2 separate regions of the Homo sapiens genome follow, and region 2 is linked to region 1. Evidence: read pairs that join two places in POLR2A ChIA-PET (ENCODE). Cell type or tissue: GM12878. All regions are shown on one strand. Each heading gives the region's core, and the rest is flanking DNA. Links, peaks and the distances in the headings are about the cores only.

Evidence for each region. Peaks named below come from ENCODE experiments on the same cell type or tissue, not always from the same donor. Only the 100,000 strongest peaks of a DNase experiment are listed, where the experiment ranks them.
Region 2: POLR2A ChIA-PET joins it to region 1 with 6 read pairs; 4 of 35 experiments call an interaction of 5 or more read pairs at or near these places.

Annotation. Positions count from the first base shown.
Region 1 is chr4:102,388,575-102,392,976 of GRCh38, reverse strand. No RefSeq gene overlaps it. Among named protein-coding and RNA genes, the nearest start is that of SLC39A8, 45 kb to the right of the region's middle. In GM12878, for the core only: no CTCF peak of the experiment used is centred there; a DNase peak (open chromatin) is centred at 2,326.
Region 2 is chr4:102,440,882-102,445,283 of GRCh38, reverse strand. All of the region lies in intron 2 of NFKB1-AS1 (NFKB1 antisense RNA 1), which reads left to right. Among named protein-coding and RNA genes, the nearest start is that of NFKB1, 58 kb to the left of the region's middle. In GM12878, for the core only: no CTCF peak of the experiment used is centred there; no DNase peak of the experiment used is centred there.

The sequences.
Region 1 (4,402 bases), core at 324-4,323:
TCCACACAGTAAATTTTCTGTAAAACAAGACAAATTACTGCTGTTTGTCTGTACTATGACATAATGCACTATATTAAATCATCTTTATGGAAGTTTCTATCCTTACATTTATGTGAGAAACTTTATGTAGCCATTTACTTGCTTTACAAATTCTTCAGCAGTATAATAAATCAGAGTTACCTAATTAAGTGTTAATATGTAAGGATATAAAGTTGGCCAGACTCACATAATCTCACTTTATTTATTTCTTTCAGGAAGTAGAATAACATCCCCTCTAACAAATAAAAAGTAATAACACACTCCTATGAAAAGGCTGTCCTTTGGTGGCCAGACATTTTGGAACGTGGAATTACAGCTCTAATCTGGGCAAAGCTGCTGTGGCTTCTGTTCCAGGCTGGCTGACTCTGTTGTACCTAGCATAGCACTGTTCCACTTCTTTAAAGGGGGCCACACATAGGAATCTTTGTTTCCTCTCTGGCGGTGATCAAGTAAATGGAGTGTATTTTTTCAGGCCTCAGATAGAATCAGCCACATAACTAAGCCTGAAAAAATCTTGTTCCCAGGGCCTTGTCAGCTAAAATCCTCTCAGACTAGCTGATAGGGTGTGTAGAGATTTAAAATAATAGCTCCACATGCCCTTTGCAATAATAATGAACAGGTATTAGAAAATCTGTTACGGTACCCTAGCCCAGTTTTCAACTCTGTTTCGCAAACACTCTCTTGGTCTGGTAGCTACTTGCATAATTGCTGGCATTTCAGGTAAAGGAATTTTAAAACATTTTTCAAATTCCACACTGTTTTCCATCTTAAAAAAAAACAAAAAACAAAAAACTAGGGCTATTCTTAGCAACATTAGAAAGCACTTTCTGTAAATAATCTATGAATTGTATATCAAAGTTCAACACTGAAATGATTTGCCACTTGAGAGCTGAAAGGATTCTTGCCTCTATTTTTGGCTTTGTTTTGATTATATGTTATTTATTTCCTAAATGATGCCACCCACTTAATGGAGGTAAGGTATAAACATGTGAAATGAAGAAAGCACATTTGCCATTTAATGTGGAAGCATAATGTTGTTATTATGAACCCATGGCCCTATACACGATTGATTAGGAGTTGAGCTGATCCTAGCAAGTTTCTAACACTGGTGGCCTGAATCGATTGATTTGTTTATTGCTGAAGCTGCCATTAGAAGTAGGTTGATTGGTTCAATTTAACCAGTGAGCAATCTTTCCTACCCGTGCCCATTTTGCGCTACCTGAGCAGATTCAGAGGTGAATAAAACATGCCTCTGTCCTTGAAGAATATATAGTCTAAAACAGTGATACTCAAAGTGTGGGCCATGGACCCATGCTGACCTACAAACTGTTTCTTACCCAGTCCATAATGAAATAAGCACGGCAATTGAGAGTAAACTTTTAGGAACTCTCATAGCAATTTAACAGAGTAATTTTAAGTGTGTTTATTTTGTTCTGCTAGTAATTTCTTCCTATTGTAGTTTTAAAAGTATTGGTCCAAAACTGAGAGGAAATTGAAAAAAAAATTGGTTCTAAACCACTGATAGTTTGATAGCACTGGTTGCAAGCATAAGTCAAGTGTGTTCACAGATAACTACAGGTGGTTTGATCTACTGTAAGTAGTTTGATCTTTCTTTTTCATTATTTTTGAATTAAGATACAATTCCCATACCATAAAACCTGCCCCTTTAAATAAAATGTACAATTCAGTAGTTTTTAGTATATTCACAAGGTTGTGTACTCCTCACCATTATCTAATTTCAGAACATTTTTATCATTGAAAAACCCCAAACCTATAAGCAGTCACTCCCCATGCCCCCATTCCCCCAAGCCCTTGGCAAAAACACTAATCTACCTTTTGTCCTTGTAATAGAGATCTGCCTCTTCTAGTCATTTGCTATAAATAGAATCCTACAATATGTGGCCTTTTGTGTCTGACTTTTTTCACCTAACATAATGTTTTCAAGATTCATCCAAGTTTTGGCAAGCATCAGTAATTTATCCCTTTTTATGGCTGAATGATATTCTAATTTATTATTTATCTAATGATATTGCTTATCCAGACATCCGTTGGTGAACATTTTGGTTATTTCCACTTTTTGGCTATTGTGAATAATGCTGCTCTGAGCATTTCTGTACAATTTTTCTGTGAATGTACATTTTCAATTTGGGGGTTATATATACAGGAGTGGAATTGCTGGGTCATATGGTAACTCTGTGTTTAACTTTTTGAGGAAGTGACAAACTGTTTCCAAGTGGCTATACTATTTTGCATTTCAACAGCAATGTGTGAGGTTTTCAATTTCTTCACCTTTGCCGACACATCTTGTTCCTCCTTTCATTATAGCCATCCTAGTGGCTGTGAAGTAATATTTCACTGTGGTTTTTATTCCCCCAATGACTAACACTAATGACTAACAATCTTGAATGACTTTTCATGTACTTATTGTTCATTTGTATGTCTTCTTTGGATAAATGTCTATTCAAGCTCTTTGTTCGTTTTTAAATTGTTTTTTTTTTTAAATTGTTGAATCATACAACTTCTGTATATATTCTGGATACTAGAGCTTTACTGAATACATGATTTGCAAATATCTTTTTGTATCTGTGAGCTGTCTTTTCATTTTCTGAAAAGTATCCTTTAAGGTAAAAATGTTTTTAATTTTGATGAAGTCAAATGTATATACACTTTTCTTTCTTATGCTTTAGGTGTTAAATCTAAGAAACCATTGTCTAATCCAAGGTCATGAAGATTTATACCGATGTTATGTTCTAAGAGTTTTATAATCCTAGCTGGATATTTAGGCCTTTGATCTCTTTTGAGTTAATTTTTGTATGTGGTGTTAGTTAGGGGTCCAAATTCATTCTTTTCATGTGGATATCTGGTTGTCACAGGACCATTTGTTGAAAAAGACTATTCTTTCTCCACTCAATAGTCTTGGCACCCTTGTGGAAAATTAGTTACCTCATTAATGAATGTATGAGTTTGTGTTTGAACTCTCAAGTCTATTTCATTAATCTGTATGTCTATCTTTATGCCAAGTTTTGAAATCTGGGAATATAAGTCAAACAAGTTTGATCCTCATTTTTTATTATTTTTTGGCTATTCTATATTCCTTAAATTTTTATATGAATTATGATATAAGCTTGTCAATTTGTTCAAAAAAAAAGCCAGCTGAGATTTTGATAAGGATTTCATTGAATTTCTAGATAATTTGTAGAGTATCACCATTTAAAAAAATTAAGTCTTCTGACCGGTGATGATAAAATGTTTCTCCATTTAATTAGGCCTTTTAAAATTTGTTTCAATGGTGTTTTGTAGTGTTTAGTACAAAGTGTTGCAACTCTTTAATTTATTTCTAAGTATTTTATTCCTTTTAGTGTTATTTTAAATGGAATTATTTTCTTAATTTTATATTCAGATTATTCATTCCTAGTGTACAGAAATATAATTGAGTTTTGTATATTGATCTTGTGTCCTGTTACCTCACTGAACTAATTTATTAGCTCTAATAGTTTGTGTGTGTGTGTATATGTGTGTATTCCTTAGGATTTTCTATATACAAGATCATGTCATTTGTAAATAGAGTTAGTTTTACTTCTTTTCAGTTTGGATGTCTTTAATTTCTTTTTCTTGTTTAATTGCCGTGGCTAGAACCTTCAGTATAATGCTGAATAGAAGTTATGAAAGGAGACATCCTTTTCTTTTTACTGATCTTACTGATGACTCTTCTGTTTTAATCAAAGATTTATAAAATGTGGGCTATATCTTCACTGTGTTTTCAACCCAGTCTTTCCTGTTGGAGGGGGGTCACTGTTATCATTTCTCAGGCTGTCCATTATCTTAACACTTTAGGAATATAAAGAATAACTATTCGTTTTGTTAAAATATAAGTAAGCCCAGACAAGGGTAATAAACATTATAATACCTATATACATAATAATTTTTTACAAATCCAAATGATAATCCACACAATGTTAGACTAAAGAGCTAGTTTTCTTGTAATTTATCATTAACTGTAAGCTTTGTTATGGTTACTTTAATGAACCATTGTGAATGTAAGTAAATTACAGGGCATATTTCAGAGGTGAGGTGGCAAGGAGGGAACAGGCAACTTTTGGTTGTTCAGAATCTACTTACTCAGCAAGTGGAATTTAGAATTACAGGATTTCAAGGTTGAAATGGTAAATTCAAAAAGTTCAATCATTATCTGATGTTTGAATTCCCCCATAGATATCTTTTCTAAGTATTTATGTAACTTGTGAGTCAATCTCTCTAGTGAGAAGAAACTATCATAAAGGTCACCCATTACACCTCAATTCAGAGTATTTATTGTTTTAATGACTTAAATTATTTTTCACATTAAAACTTCCTGCAGAGAGGG
Region 2 (4,402 bases), core at 298-4,297, 52 kb before region 1:
CTTAAAACAGAGACCAGCATATTGCCAGGGCTCAATAAAGGTTGGCTGTTATAATTAGCTATTGTGACTGCACAGGATGGATGGCATGAACTGCCTGCCCTTTGTCCAAGTTAGTAGTTCTCTGTTTTAGGAAAATAATGCAGAGGTATTTCAGTGAAAGAACAGGGAAATATTGTTCTCCATACCATGGGCACTTCACTGTGGAATCCTCTAGTGATAGTGTTCGAGTTATCTGTGTGGGGTAAACTGCGTTGTTATAACTGTTTCCAATTGTTTGCATTTTCTAAGAGAAAACTGGAAAACGTTGCATCTGGCAAAGATAGTGAGAGCTATCTTATTAAACCTGCGTCTGCTGTGCTGCTTCAAGTGATTATATATAAGGCACATGGGAAGGAAGCTGAATGAAGAAAATGACTAGATAAATACCTAGTAAATGGTTCAAAGGCTGGGCAGAAAAATAAACTGTGACTGAGGAGTTACCTTGCTCCTGATTGGGTCAGTTAGAAAAAAACAAACATGCAGACTATTAATATCAGGAAATTGATTCTCTTGCATGTAGCAGTGGTCTAGATTTTACTGGAACAAATGGTTAGAAAGTGGAAACCATTTCATATAAGATAAACTCCAGAGTGTACTTCAGACAACAAAGAGAACAAGAATGCCTGACCTCTGTTACAGAAGCTGCAACTCCAAAATAACTTCAAAAGCACTGTAAGTTTAATGAGGAAAACATCCAATTTTGTTCATAAAACAAAAAAATTGGATGATTGTGCTTACACCTTTTCTTTTCTGAATGGCTGAAGAATTCTGTATACTTACATATATTATGAATTGATCAAAAAAGGCTGTGAAAAATTGGACAAACTCATACTGTCACGTATTTGTACTGCAAATAGGCTCAATTCTTTCAAAAATCCATTGATACTGTGTAACAAAAATTATGAAAATGCTTCATACATGTTCACTGAATTGTATTACTAGACATTTGTTTTAATCAAAAAAATTTTTTTCTCTCTCAACGAAGACTCCCTCCTTGACCAAATTTTAGTTATGCTTTTGAGTCCTCTTCTCAACTAGCTCTGACCTTGGCTTCCTGTATGCGTGTCCTGTTCTTGCATAGCCCAGTTCAGTAAAAATCTGTGCCCTCCCCCTGTCCCACTCATATTGGGTCACCCTTGATATGTGACCAAGTTCATCCCCTACCTTTGATTTATAAGTCCTTGGCCCACCTTTAGCAAGAATCCTGTTAGGTCAGTTTAGTAAGAATCCTCCTACCTTGATGTCTCCTCTTAGTAATTTTCCATCCACTGATCCCCTCACTCTGTTCCTTGGCTATAAATAGTCTTGAATAAAGTCTTCCTTACTGGCTTAATGAGTGCCAGAATAATTACACACACACACAAACACACGATTATATAATTCTCTTTCTCTGATATATATACATATATTGGAGAGAGAACTAAAAGTGCAGTCTAAATATTTAGTAGGAGGAGATTGACTAAATGAATTAAAAATTACAATCTCTGAAATAGTATGCTGGCATTAATAGTCATCGACAATAGTATGCTGGCATTAATAGTCATCAACTTTCATAGAATGCCATTCTCCATACTGTACTAAGTGCTTTACGTGCTGGGCCTCCGAAGGAACTGAAAGCTACCAGGAACCTAAAGCAGCAGTGCTCTCCATCTCATGTTGTGCTTCATTCTTCCCTTCAGCAGTGGCTTCCTCTGCTCCTCAGATCTCATGGCAGATAACATGGCAGCTGCAAATTTTTATTGAGGAGTAGACTCTTCTCCTTTTCTCTCCAGAAGGAAGCAGTATTGAAGGTGTAAGAGCCAAGGTAAAACTCTTCCTTTGCCCTCTGAAGGTTTGCTGAACAATCGACTGACGAAAGGCAGATTAATAGGAGAAATGGCATCCAAATTTATTAGTGTGCACAGGAGAAAAACCACAGAGTGATTACCCAGTATCCCAATGGGTAACTGGGGAAGGGAAATGGAAAAGTGTGGATGATTTTTGGAGGGTAGTAACTGATTTTCAGGGGAATTCAATGGGCTTAGAGAACATATAATGGCCTGGGACAAAATCTATTGGGCCTGAAGAGCCTACGATGGTTTGTGACAAAATTCTGTCCAGGTTTGTTGACAGACTTCAGCTTTTCTTCCTGTGTATTAGTTCGGTTAATAAAAATTCAAAGAAGAAAACAGTGGTCATTGTTTCCTTTATTGCCAGGTCTAGACTTCAGGCAGACAAGGGATCTTCAGAGAACAACTTCACCTTGTGCTTTGAGAGAGACAGGATTGAGCGAAAGGAGGTAGGGGGAAGGTCAAATAAACCTTAAGGCTGCTTCTTCAGTTCAGCATATCGAAGTGCCATGTTTTGGTTTCTGAACCCCAACAGAGGAAGCAATTCCATCCTTCTTCCTATTCCTGTGGCATGTTCCTCCTCATAGGAGGAGGACTGGTTTGTGTTACTAGTGACATCAAGCAATACACTGAGGTTTGCTAAGCAGTGGTGAGGTCATGGCTTCAGATTGTGGGTGGCACAGTCCCATGTCTCTCCTGTCTTTTGTTAATTCGTGGACCTGTGTTGTCACTTGTCCTTTGTCTCCTGGTACTAACTAGACCAGACCAAAGATGGTCTCTGGCAAGCTCAGTTTAGTTTCTAAGCCCAATAATAGGTTACTAGATCAATTGGAACCTGCCCTGTGGGCCCAGAGAAAATTATTTCATAAGAAGAATTCGTTTCAGGCGAGGTCTTCATTTCAGGAGAGACCTCAGCCCAAAGTTGTGTGCCCCAACAGGAGTTAACAAAGCTCTTAGTTTGGAGATTATTTGATTTTGCCTGACCCGTATTGCTTCATCTGTACTTTGCTCTGTAAACAGAACAAAGGCACTCATCCTTTCTCAGGTGTTAGAATACTACAAAGGGAAGAAGGCAGTGGTGTGCTAGCAAATTGGCTGTCTGGGTGGAAAAAGACTGGATTTGTAACAGTTGCTGATTTTTCTAATGTAGGTACTTTCACCGTGGTCTATTTCCAACTCCCAATGGTTTGACAACTGCTTATGGATGAAGTTCCTCAGTTCTGACCATCAGCTCACTGAATGTGCTCCAGTAAAGTTGCAAAGCGAGTCATTAAGCTTCGTCCACCACAGTGAGAACAACTTTTCCTCAGTCCATTTCCCATCAACCCCTGGGGAAATTTCTGAGTTGCCCACCTTGTCTGTTAGGCTTCTTTCCCTAGTTTTATCAGGTATGACCAGGGGACCATGACTACATTGTAGACGCATGGTTGTTGGGAGTCTGCAATAATAGATCGGGGCAAATTTAGGGGTTAATGTGTGCTGGAATAACATCCCAGTCATAGGTTGGGTCTCTCCAAAGCAGAGCCTGAGACAAAGACTTATGTACCGGAAGTTTACTTAGAAATATGATTCTGGAAAGCAGAAGTGCAGAACCAAGAGGAAAGGAAAGACAAAATAAAGATGCATTATTAACTTCTACAAATCTGACCCTTCTGTCAATGTGAGTTACTAAAAGAGTAATCTCCTCAAATAATACATAGTAAGAAATGAGCTGGGAGTTGCCAGTCTTCACTGGAGCTTGAGAACAAATCCAATGCAGATGAAGGTAGACCTAAGATAGGTGCACAAACCAATCCCGGTGACGTCACTTGAATCTCTGGATTGAGATACGCTGTATGTACCATTCCCCCTTCTCCAATTTTGTCATGTGAACCAGTTCATTTCTTTGTTGTTTAAGCCAGTTTGAATCATGTTTTCTGTCATTTGCAACCAAAGAGTTCCAACTGCTATACTTCCACAATAAAAAGCTCACATTTTATTCTGTTTGTCAGTATCTTCTCCAATAGATTGCCACCTCCTTGAGTTAAGGGCCTATGCATCTTATTTAACTTGTATCCCCAGCATCTAACAGAGCACCTGGCATGTAGTAGATGCTCAATGCATGTTGGATTGAAGGAATATGTTACATTAATTTGACATCTGTAATACTGATCATTTCTAGTCTCATCAATGCTTTCTTAAAGAATGTAAGTGGGTTAAACTTTTCTTGTGCAGGGAAGAAAAGAAGATACAAATTTGCAAGAAAATGTGATAAAATGCATTTACTCAGGGGAAAAAAAAGAGACTGGTTATGTGAAAGAGTTAACATTGCAAACATAATGTATCTCCTTAGACCATTTTTTCCTTGTTGACTGTAATACAACTAAAATGTTAATAAAGGTATAGTTATAATTCACTCATTTACTGTACCTAATATATAATGAAATTTTTTCTCTGATTTTTTTTATTCCTAAGGGAAGAATCTCTATATAAAATGAAGATCTAGCAAGGAGAAAATGTCATGATGTTGATAATCTTATTTAGCCTAAAAGAGT